Regions from separate parts of the Homo sapiens genome. Here all the other regions are linked to region 3. A link is a contact called in ENCODE Hi-C or POLR2A ChIA-PET data. All regions are on one chromosome and are shown on one strand. The core of a region is the stretch at or near the end of the contact, and the rest is flanking DNA. Distances in the headings are between cores, read along the strand shown. Region 1 holds the start of TMEM273 (transmembrane protein 273). Region 2 holds the start of ZNF488 (zinc finger protein 488). Region 3 holds the start of MAPK8 (mitogen-activated protein kinase 8).

Region 1 (3,751 bases), core at 706-3,205, 880 kb after region 3:
GGTTATGAACATCTTACATTTCGCTTACATTGACACCCAGATTTTGCCAAATTGCCCTCTGGAGAGAGTGAATAAATGAGTCCCCTCATATCCAATAGTGAGTGCTCACCACTTATCACATCCCATGCTAAGTGCTTTAAATGTGGTAACAGATTTCATTTTCCCAATAGTCCTGTGAGGTGTCCCCAACTTACAGATGAGAAAACTGGGCACAGAGAGGATTAATTCTTTGTCCAAGTTTTCCAGGCTGGTAAACAACAGAACAGGGATGAACATTTAAGGAGTCTCGTACTGGATACCCACTCCTAACCACTGTGTACCTCTATCAATAGTATATGAAAGCAGAAACGAGCTGTGATGCCTTGGCCCAGTGATTAAAACCTTATCTATAACATGCAGGTAATTGTGGCACCTATTGCACAGAGTTGCTGTGGGAACCAAATGAGCTCATGTAACATCTTCAGCAGAGCACCCAGCACATCGACACACTAAAAAATGCGAGGAGGTGTTAGATCTTTTATTATTTGTGAGACTGGACATTTTAAAGTTTTATTGTCTGTGATTCTTCAATGAATTGCCTGTTTATATAATTTGCACATTTTTCATTGGATTTCTTAAATTTAACTTCCTTTTTTTGTACCAGGACAGACTAGTTTGTTTATCTAGGTAAGTCAAAAGCAGAAATAAGGGTTACAACTTCTCTTACCTTCCACCACGTCTCTGGGCAGGCACACTGCATCTAACCACCGTGCACACCCTTAATCGCTGCTTGCTGGTGCCTGACATCCCTTCACAGTCACTGCCAACGGCCCGTTTCCATGTGTAAACTGATGGATGATGTGGCTGGCTGTCTGTCTGACATGCTGACTCCCAAGGCCAAAGTCTTTGCTCTCCCCTGCTTAGTGCAGACTTTAGATGGAAACCTGCCCACAGCACTAACTTTGCCCGCATTCAGGATACAACCTATTGGTCTGGAGACACAAGATTTAATCTGGAGACAGACTGCTTCCCATTGAGTCTCGGCCCAGTGCAAGTTCTGGGAAGGAACGTCTTTGTATATATGAGGGACGTATGCTGCCTTTTTAGGAAACAACAGTTGATATCAGAGGGGACTTCGTAAAGGCATGTGTCTCTCTCCATCTCTGTCTCCATCTATGCATATTTCTAACCATCTCTCTATGTCTCTGTCTGTCTCTCTCTCTCTCTCTTTGAGTTTCTTCCTCTCTGTCTACTTCTCTGACTTTATATTTCTCTCCTCCATTTGGCCCTACTTTGTTTTAGTCTTTGCCTCTCTCCTTTCTTCCTTCTTTCAAGGAATGCATTAAAGATAATTTTTAAAAACAAAGATACCTCTGAGTAGCAAAGAGTCTGCTTCACTGCATGAGAATTCTGATTCAACATTAAATGTATACCAGTATCTACATGCCTACATGTTCTCATTCTATGTCAGTATTTTGATTTGACTTAATTAAATTTAACTTAACTCTCTTGAAATCCCAAAAAGTAAACATGATTATCTCCCATCTCATTGGTTCAGAAAGTTAGGGAGTTTCAGAAGCTTATTCTAGTTTATCAGCAATGGAGCCACAGTTTACACCCAGATGTTTCTAGATCCCAAGCCCGAAGCTCCTTCTGCCATGACCCTTCCTATTCTCCTTTAGCCCAGAAGCATTTGTAAGTTGCAGCTGGAATGAGACAAACAAGATCATTGCTCACTACCAGATCAAAGTGAGAAACATCATCTGTGTAAAGGGACAGAGTTATGTTTTAGGGATCAAGCCCCAGTGGGCTAAGGCTCCCCCAGTTTCCTGCCCACTGAGGCTCCCCCGGGCCAGAGACCCCCGCAGTCCCCACTTACCCAGGAGGAAGAGGATCCTCAGCATGCTGACCCCCAAGTTCATGCTGGCGCTCTGCTCTTGGCTCCTGGCTCCTGGCTGCTGGCAGCGCAGGCACAATGAGCCATGTGACCCAAGGCTCTGGGGACAGGACAAGACCCACGTGACTGATGGGGAAGGAAACCACTGTCACAGCCAGGAGGCTGTTCAGTTCCTCTCAGCCTCTCTGAAGACAGGGCTGAAGGAAGCCCCTGTCATTCTGGACTCCACCAGAAGCTGGCTGTGATTAGACCCATTGTACATGCTGGGGTATTATACCCAGTGTTCTCTCCTATAATCTTCCCCACAGAGTGTGGGAACAAAGCTCGGTAAGGTGCGGTTTCTTGCCTAATGACCCATGCTAGTAAGTCTCAGAGAGGAATGTGGGCAAAGCCGGTCTGCCCTGCAGTCCAGCCCTTGCAGTAGCCTCTGCCTTGGAGCAGAAATAGGAAATGCCCCTCCAGCCAATAGTCCAGCTCGGTCACTGTTTTTGTGCCATGGGAGCCTCTGAGTCTAGGAATGCCTATCACTCTCTTCTCAGAATAAGATTTTTAAATCCCCAAACTAAAATAGATAAGGATCATAGTAGAAATCAGTAGTATTAACACACAGTTATCAAAATATTTTGTTAAACTTGTGAAGTAGAAATATACATGCTTATTTATCCACACAGTAAATAGCAAGATCTGGCAGCAGATGAAACAGCTACCACCATCTCGACATGGTGATAAATGGAATCGATATTGAGAGATACCTGTAACAGCTGGAATGTGGATGGAAAGACCTGTGATTCCTACCAGAAATAAAGTTACTGGGTGGTAATGTTTCTGTGGTTCGTTTGCCACACTACTATTAGAAGAAGATGCTAAGTGTTCCTTAGAGGTTAGAGAACAGAGATGTAATTTTTTTCCCATCCAAGTTTACAGGCCCCATGTCCAGGTCCTTAGCCTGGAGGAACTTTGGTAGTCACACAGGCTCAGCCAGCAGGCTGAAGGCCTTATGCTCCTGTACTCCTTTATACCTGCACGTTGTCACAATGCTTAGATGTTCAGCCAAAAACCCAAATGTGCAGGAAATGTCACTTTTTAAAATATAAATCAACTTAATGACAAGTCTTGAGTCCCCCACCCAACTGAGCTGGCAGAAATCGAGCTCTTTTCATTCTTGGGCTCCCTCAGTCAAATCCCTAACGGTAGCAGCCAACACCGTGAGCACTTGCTACTGAGCCCAATGCCATCTTAGCATGCAACCTGTCCAAGTCCACGCAGCAGTAAATGTGAGAGCTGGACTCGAAACCCAGGCCTTTGGCTGGCAGCCTATGCCCCTCAGGCTGCATGTGCCCTCTGTGTACAGGTACCATCCCCTGCCAAGGTCCAGCCAGAGGCAGTCCGATTGCCCTGGTGCCACAGATGCCCCCTGGGTTCTTCTGCATGGCTGCTGTGGCTCCTTCTGAGTTTCACATAAATAATGGACATGAGAGGAGAAGGCTGGTCATGAGAGAAGCAATTGGCTTCATCTGGGTGCCTTCAAGTTCCATCTGTCCACACTTTATTCATTTGATGAAATTAAGATCAGTTTCTACCTGCACCAAGAAACATACTCTCTTATTTCTCCTGGAATATGTGGAGTTTTCTTAATTTTGCCCCAGTTCATGGGAACATGTGTAAGAAAAATATTTCACTTTCCTCTAAGTGTATTGAAAGAAAATGCCAGTGCAGACCTGACAATCTGTAGACAGTGGCTGGGGACGGTGGAGCTACATTCAGGCCAGGCCCAGGGCTTCCAGCCACACCAGGCAGTTCTGTTTTTATATGAAATCAATAAGTTTCAAATGTCGGCAACTGATTTCAAAATACTTTCGCATGGGATGAGTCAAC
Region 2 (4,112 bases), core at 434-2,933, 920 kb before region 3:
GGCAATTTAACTTTTTAAACCAGAAAAAAGCCTCACAAATCACAGTTCCATGCACATACCTATGAATTTGTCCAAAATATCTAGCATATGCAAATTCTTTCACTGAACACACTGCAATGCACCTTCATCATACTTAATTTCTGTTTAATTCTGTGTGATTTATCTACGGCCAAATTTCCATTTCTGTATCAATCAAAAGTAAATTAGTTGAATTTTCATTAAAGGTCATAATAAACTACAATATCATGTTAACTTATTTCCAAGAAGTGAAAGCTTCAACCTTTATTGGTAATTAAGATCTTTACAAACAAACAAGGGCTCTTTTATAACTTAGTGCATATATATTATGTATTTGTGTGTGTTTGAACATATAAATATGTATGTGTCATAAAATATCATTAAAAACTAAATCACATATCTCTGATAAGATTACATTGTAACCAAGAAACAAAAAATTGCCTCGATATAGTTCTATTTTATCCCTCAAAAAGAATGAGACTTGATTTTCTAGAGTTCGTCCCTTATGCATCTACGACAATCTTTGATACTAACAGGAAATATTTTCCCCTTGGCCCTCCTATCTAATGTACATAAAATCATTACTTTCAAATGCCATAATTACTGCCATAAAATGTCTAATGTCTCCCTCAGGAGTAATTAATTTCATTTCTGTACATCAGTGGCATTGGCAACTACATATTTTAGAAATTTACTGTTAATTTCTTATTTCCAGGCTCCCTCAAATGTTTCAAAGCCCTGGCCTCCCACTGTCTTCCTACAACCCTGCTCTGAATCCTGTCCCCTCCCTCCCCTGCACCTGGCATTGCATAGCCTGCCCAGAAGGCAGGTGTGGGTGGGAACGCCCCCTAAATGCTTCTGCAAGGCTTAGCTTCCTGCTGTGCTGTCTGTGTCTATTAGTAAAGGCAAAATGTCAAGGAAAGGATTCAATCAACCCCTTGTCTCTAAAACCAGGTATGTTCTTTTAGCTCATTCTAAAAACTCATTATAATGTGATCATTTGGTATTGTTTTGTTTCCCAGGAAAGGCAGTGAACAGGATACATGTCCAGATCTTTGGATATAATCTGTTGGAGAAAGGATCTGGGGCTGATGCATGGTTCTTACCCTACTGCCCAGCGCAAGCCCGGGCTGAGAATAACAGCAACACAGGATAAACCCCGGGAGAGACAGTGGGAGGGAGGAAAACAACTGCAGCCTGAAAGTCACCCTAGGAGAAAAATTCATAGGCAGAATTCTTGAGTGCTGAAAAAACAGGGGGGAGAGGGAGAAGGTAGGGGAGAAGAATAAACAAAGAGAGGAAAAGAGAGAGGGAGAGAGACTGACACAGAAGAAAATGAAAACAGGAAGACAATAAAGAAGAGATAGAGGAGAAAAAGTGAGAGAAGAGAAAGGGAACAGAAACGGGGATGGGACTCGGAGACGACGTGGGAGAGAGAGGAAGCTGGCGACATTGGGAAGGAAAGGACCCCACAGTCAAAGGCAGGACTCAACAACCCTGTCCTGGGGAAAGGCTGATGTGGAAGTGAGATGGACCCCGCCGCCCGCGCCCGCTCGCGGCTCTGTCCCTGCAGACAGGAGGGTGCGCCTCACCTGGGCTCTCTGGAGATGTGGAGCAAGAGGTGCTGGTGCAGCACAGCCTCCTCCCGGCCAAGAGCACTGCGCGTGGCTCTGAACTTGGCGCCGGAGCCCTGAGGGCGGCCAGATCCCGCCCCCAAGCCGCTCCCGCCTTCGGGGCGTGGTCTCGGCGTCGCCCACCCCCAGGGAAGCTCCAGCCTTCGGGGCGGGGCTTGCGGGTGGGCGGCCCCGGCAGGGGAGGGTGCCGCTGGCCAAAGAACTCACAACCCCGGGAGAAAACCCCCTTCTGACCCTCTGGGCTGCCCGGCCCTTCCCCGGCTCAGCTCCGCGGAGATGCCCCCAGCTGGCTTGGTCAGGGCCGGGCGCCATCGCCTGCGGGAGGGCGAGGGCGTTCTTTGGAGGCGGTGCCTGCTCTCGCCTACGCCCTCTGGTCCTGGGCGCCCGACCTCTCGCTCCTGGGCCCGCGGGGCCTCGGCGATGCGGGCGAGGGCTGCGCGCGGTGCCTGCGGCTCCAGTCTGCGCCGAGGACCCCCACGGCCTCCTGGCCCTCCTTCCCCCAGCAGCCTGGCGGCCGCTCGATCGGCACCTCCCCCCGCCGGAATCGCCCAGCTCCCCCCGGGAGCGCCCGCCGCCTCTGCTCCCCAGACCTCAGCTGTGACCACGCAACGCTCTGCCAGGAAGGCGGACTCCGCGACTCGGGCCATGGTGGAAAATGACAGTTAAAGTGCGTTAAAATTAAGAACTTATACTTTGATTAAAAAACAACAAACGGAGTGAAAAAGCAAGCCACACACTGAAAGAAGATACTTGCAGCAATTGATAAAGGATTAGTATCCAGGATATATACTTTTAATGAATTAGTGTGAAAGAGAGGAACACCCAAAGCAACGAATGGACACAGACATGAATAGGCACTTCAAAGAGGAACCACTAACGACCAAAATCATGTGAAAGGACGAAGTCTCTAGAGTAATTAGAAAATGCAAATTAAGACCACAAGGAGATGTTTAATCATTAGGCATAAATGTTAAAATATAATAATACCAACTGTCATGGAAGGCATGAAGCAAGGGAACCCTAATATGCTGGGGCGAAGTACACCCAATTTCATTTATTATAAAAGACCACTAATTTAAGATATTCTATTATACTAAATACAGCTCCAAAAGAGGGGGAAAAAACTGACAACCAACCAACTCAAATGCTTTTCATCACTTGTAATTTTTAAGTTATATAAAGAAAGATCTATTTTAGACTGTATTAATCCATTCTCACACTGCTATAAAGAATTGCCTGAGACTGGGTAATTTATAAAGGAAAGAGGTTTAATTGACTCACAGTTCAGCATGGATGCAGAGGCCTCGGGAAACTTACAATCATGGTGGAAGTGGAAGCAAAACAGGTCCTTCTTCACAGGGTGGCTGGAAGGAGAAGAATGAGAGAAGTGCAGAGTGAAGGGGGTAAAAGCCCCTCACAAACCCATTAGATTGCCTGAGAACTCACTCACTATCATGAGAACAGCACAGGGCAACCACCGCCATGATTCAATCACCTCCCAGTAAGTCCCTCCCCCTACATATGGGCATTACAATAAGGACTATAATTCAAGATGAGATTTGGGTGGGGAAACAGAGGCAGGCCATATTATTCCACCCCTGGTCCTTCTCAAATCTCATGTCCTCATATTTCAAAACACAATCATGCCTTTCGAACAGTCTGCCAACGTCTTAACTAATTCCATCATTAACCCAAAAGTCCAAGTTCAAAGTCTCATCTGAGACAAGGCAAGTCCTTTCCACCCATGAACCTGTAAAATCAAAAGAAAGTTATTTCCTAGATATAATGCAAGTACAGGCATTGTGTAAATACACCCATTCCAAATGGGAGAAATTGACCAAAACAAAGGGACTACAGGCCCCATGCAAGTTTGAAACCCAATAGGGCAGTCATTAAACCTTAAAGTTCCAAAATGACCTCCTTTGACTCCATGTCTCACACCCAGGTCATGCTGGTGCAAGATGTGGACTCCCACGGCCTTGGGCAGCTCTGGCCCTGTGACTTTACAGGGTACAGACCCCCTCCCAGCTGCTTTCTTGGGCTGCCTTTGAGTGCCTGTGGCTTTTCCAGGCACAAGGTGCAAGTTGTCGGTGGATCTACCATTCTTGGATTTGAAGGGCAGTTGTCCTCTTCTCACAGCTCCACTAGGCAGTGCCCAAGTGGGGACTCTGTGTGGGAGCTCCAGCCCCACATTTCCCTTCTGCACTGCCCTAACAGAGGTTCTCCATCAGGGGCCTGCCCTTGCAGCAACTTCTGCCTGGTCATCTAGGTGTTTCCACACATCCTCGGAAATCTAGGCAGAGATTTCCCAACCTCAATTCTTTTTTTTTTTTTCTTTCCTGACATGGAGTCCCACTCTGTTGCCCAGGCTGGAGTGCAGTGGCATGATCTCGGCTCACTGTGACCTCCACCTCCTGGGTTTAAGTGATTCTCCACTTCAGCCTCCCAGGTAGCTGGGAT
Region 3 (3,863 bases), core at 1,252-3,751:
CCTCTCAACAGTCTTCCCATCAGATGTAAAATATGCTTGTGTCCTACTTCACTGCCCGACTCATCCATATTCACCACCTTTATTTTCTCACCTCCCATTCATTTCCCAGCCCACTCTAATTCACTTCTGGTTCTATTACTCCAGGATTCCAAGCCTCCTCTTATGTTTAATATTATTGATCAGCCCTTTCTTCTTGAACACCTCTCTCCTGGTTATCCTTCTATCTCCCTGGCAGCTCATCACAGACTCATCTTCCCCTTTGTGGCCCTTTAACACTGAAGTTCCCCAAGCCTGGTTGCAGGCCCTCTCCTCAGGCCTAGGCTGACCCATCTATCCCAAGGCTTCAAGGAATCACTCACTGTCAATGATTCGTCTCTTAACTAGCTGAACCTCAGCTCTGTATATCCAACCACCAACTTAACATCAGTTTTGGGCATCTCAAAAGCCTTCAAACAGCCAAACAGCCTGCTCTCATGATATTTTAATGCCAGTCTGGTCCTTTTCCAAGATTCCCATCTTGGTAAACCAGCACTAACATCCATCCTTGGCCACAAGCCAGAAACCTTTGAGTTTTCCTTGATGACTCCCTCTCCTTCATTGCCCCACATAACCCATCACTTGGAGAATGTGCAAGTTCTGCCCGTTGGACCTCCTAAATAATTCACAGATCTTTCCATGTCCATCAACTATTTCCATGACCATCACCCTAGATCAAGCTTCCACCTCTTACCGTCTAGGCTACTCCTACATCCACCTGGGCTCTTTCCAATAAGGAATCTTTTCAAGAAGCTATTCTGACCATGCCACACCCTTTGCTGAATATGTCAGGGGCTTCCCATTGCACTTAGGATAAAAAGATTTTCAACATGGCCAATATGGATGTCCTACGTTTGGTCCCTTTACCAATCTTCCTGACTTCATCTCATAGCTCCTTCTTCCTTGCTCCTCCAGCAGAGCTGGCCTTTCCTGAATTTCTCCATCTTATCCTGCTTAATCTCATCAGAGGACCTTTGCGTGCAAAGCTACCTCTAAAATATTCTCTGTCTAGTCAAACCTATTCCCAGCTCAAGTGACAGTTCCTCAGGGAAATCTTTTCTGGCCTTATTAACTAGTGTATTAATTGGTTTCATAGTATTATGTATCCTTAACAATTTGTATTATAAAACAGTGATAATTTTGCGTTTACTATTATTACTTTCATAGTACAGTGATTAAATCTGTAAACTCTACTGTATTGCCTGGCACTGAATGGGCATGCAATAAATAATTATTGCAGGAACAAAGGATGGCAGGAAGGAAATTAAGAAGGTTGAGAGGGAGGGAGAGAGGAAATGGGAAGAGAATGAATGAATAATCATCTGTATGTTCCCTTTCAGAATCACCAGAAACAGGCCAGCCCCACATGTAATAGGAAAGTAGTTTACCTGAAATCATTCATTTATTCAACAAATATTTATATATTCATTATTAAAGTAACTTACTTGTTTCTGATTGTGAACATAACTATTCCTCTCGGAAAACATGAGAAAATACCCAAAGTATAAACGAGAACCAAGTCACCCTTTATTCCATAGTCCAATGATGAACCATTGTTAACATAATTTGGTGTATTTCTTTCCAGGTTTTTTCTATGTGTATATATAGTATCTAAGTGGGACCATTCTATATATGACTTGTTTCTTGCTTCTTTCTCTTAATGATACATTGTGAACATGTTCCTATGTTGTTAAGAATTCCTTGAACACATGGCATTTAAATTGCTAAAATGTATTCTACCGAATGGTGTAGGTAGTTCAAACGCCTTTCCACCCGTTGTTGGATATTTAAAGGACTTGTCAATTTATCGCTTCTGTAACATTTACACGCTTTGTGGGGCCTCAGAAGTAAACCAGGTAATGCAAGGAATCTGGGAAGAGGTGGATTTGCAAGGAATCTCGGAGGAGGTGGATTTTGGAAAAACTGGAGGCAGCTTTTCCCGGGCAGCTGAAGAGAACACTTATCTCTCTGTAGGTTTCTGGGACCCGGACAGGTGTCCTCAGAATGGAACATATTGTCGGTCAAGGTAACCAGCTCTTCATCACTCAGGTGTGTGTACCGGAAGGGGGTGCCTGTTCGCTGCGCAGGTTAGGCCTAAGCGCACCTGCCCTTCAACCCTGTGCCGACGAGGCCCGAAGGCTTAAGCTCTGACCTGGCTACCGCCGCCAACCAGATGCGGTCCCCTGGGGCCACGCGCCGCCACGTGCCGCCACAGGGCCCGCCCCTCCCGCTCCAGGCCACGCCCCTCACCCACAGCCCTCGGAGGCTCTCTCCGCGGCTCCGCCTCCAAGCGACCTCCGCAAGTCCTCTCGTAACCCCTGGAGTAGCGCCGTCCCCGGGCGGCGGCCCCGCCCCCGCAATCCGGGCCCCGGGGCTGCCCCGCCCCGCCGGCCGCTCGGGAGGCGCGGGGGCGGGGCCCTGCGCGATGACGTGCGCGGGCGTGCGCGGTGACGGCCCGCGTCTCTGTTACTCAGCCGAGCGGCCGAGGCCGGACGACGCGGCTTGGATTGCGGAGCCGCGAGCAGCGCTGGGTAACGGCCGCGGCGACCACCCCGGACGGCCCCTGTCCCCGCTGGCGGGCTTCCCTGTCGCCGTTCGCTGCGCTGCCGGGTGAGTGCGGCGGACGCCGCAGGGCCGGGACGGCAGGCGGCCCCGTCGTGTTTATGTTATTGTGCCGCTGCCGCCGCCGCCGCCTTCTCCTCAGCCGTAACCCCCTCCTGGGAGTGGGGGCGGGAGCGCGCGGTGGGCGGGGGCGGCGCGGGAACAATAGCGGCGCGGAGGCGGGGGCCAGCCGAGGGGGCGTGGGGCTGCGGGACCTGGGTGCGCTCCGCTGCCCGCCAGCCCGCCTGCCGCCGCGAGCCCCGCCCGCCTGTCCTCTCGCGTCCTCTTCGCGTGGGTCCTGCCTCCGCGGCGGGAGAAGAAAATGGAGCGGGGGGGTGGGTGGCAAGTTCTGAAACACTTCGGCAAGGGTCGGACGGAGGTGTCTTTGCGGCCCGCCGCGCCCTGGCTGCCTCCGGGGCGGCGGGGAGCCGGGGAGAGCGCTTCTGCCGGCAGGTCCCCAAGCCTGCCCCGCGCCCATAGGGACCGTATTTTGCTTCTCGATGCTTTCTTTGTGCTAACGTTCTGGGCGAACGCAGGCAGCAGCGCTGAAAAGGGCCAGAGTGGCCTGCAGCTCTGGGCTGCAGGGCAGAGAGCCCAGGCCCGTGGCTCGGGTGGGAGGTGTCCATCCAGCTTGGCCCGAGCTTCGGTGGTCAGCGCGCATTTCTCTTGAGGGTCATCGGTGGTGACCTTTTGACTTTTTCACCCCACCCTCCCATCTCTTTGTCTCGCATTTGTGTTCCCGATTCAGAGATGGTAGAACCAAGTCCATTTTAAAGTACCCTGATGAACACTTTCCGTTTTTATTTCTGAAAGTTCCCTGCTTGGTCTTTACTGCGAATTTAATAACATGTTGACTACATGGCATTGTCCAGTGATTACTATTTTTACCTCTGAAATCCAGCGATCTTTCCAGTAGAATTCTGGTCCGTCAGTCCATTGTGTTTTGAGATAAGCATCCAGCAAGTACCTCCTTGGCAATTAGAACATCTGTTTTTTCATTCATTCATTCATTCAGCAGCTGTTTAGTACCGTACTCAGATGAAGAGGTTTGGTGTGAAGGTAAAGTATCCTTTCATGGAAGAGGATGCTTTGACTGAAGTATAATAGATGGACCTTTAAATGAGACAGTTACATAAGTGATGTCTGTTAAGGAAGGTATGGTTATATTCTGGGTCATTTTTTAAGCAGTATATCTGGAAGTTCAAGTGTAATAGGAAGTAGAATTA

The links. A loop is a pair of places that touch in the nucleus more often than their neighbours do. ChIA-PET counts read pairs that join two places held with the same protein, here RNA polymerase II (POLR2A). Pooled maps may share reads with other maps.
Region 1: a map of B cell shows a loop between it and region 3 (6-fold over the local background). The contact joins the promoter of TMEM273 here to the promoter of MAPK8 in region 3. A Hi-C loop is called at or near these places in 2 of 168 maps with a recorded cell type or tissue (B cell and naive thymus-derived CD4-positive, alpha-beta T cell), 3 of 37 single-sample maps with no recorded cell type and 12 of 50 pooled maps. POLR2A ChIA-PET finds 5 or more read pairs at or near these places in 1 of 52 experiments (endothelial cell of umbilical vein).
Region 2: a loop to region 3 is called in a map of CD8-positive, alpha-beta T cell, with 8 times the contacts of the local background. The contact joins the promoter of ZNF488 here to the promoter of MAPK8 in region 3. A Hi-C loop is called at or near these places in 3 of 168 maps with a recorded cell type or tissue (CD4-positive, alpha-beta T cell, CD8-positive, alpha-beta T cell and naive thymus-derived CD4-positive, alpha-beta T cell) and 9 of 50 pooled maps.

What each region holds. Positions count from the first base shown.
Region 1 is chr10:49,186,436-49,190,186 of GRCh38, forward strand. TMEM273 (transmembrane protein 273) reads right to left here and starts at 1,956. Exons shown (of 7, transcript NM_001288740.3): 1 at 1,859-1,956. The coding sequence starts at 1,901.
Region 2 is chr10:47,382,610-47,386,721 of GRCh38, forward strand. It overlaps ZNF488 (zinc finger protein 488), which reads right to left and starts at 1,684. Exons shown (of 2, transcript NM_153034.4): 1 at 1,611-1,684. RefSeq lists an enhancer at 1,591-2,090 and a silencer at 1,653-2,132.
Region 3 is chr10:48,304,176-48,308,038 of GRCh38, forward strand. It overlaps MAPK8 (mitogen-activated protein kinase 8), which reads left to right and starts at 2,502. Exons shown (of 12, transcript NM_001323329.2): 1 at 2,502-2,646. RefSeq lists a silencer at 2,133-3,082.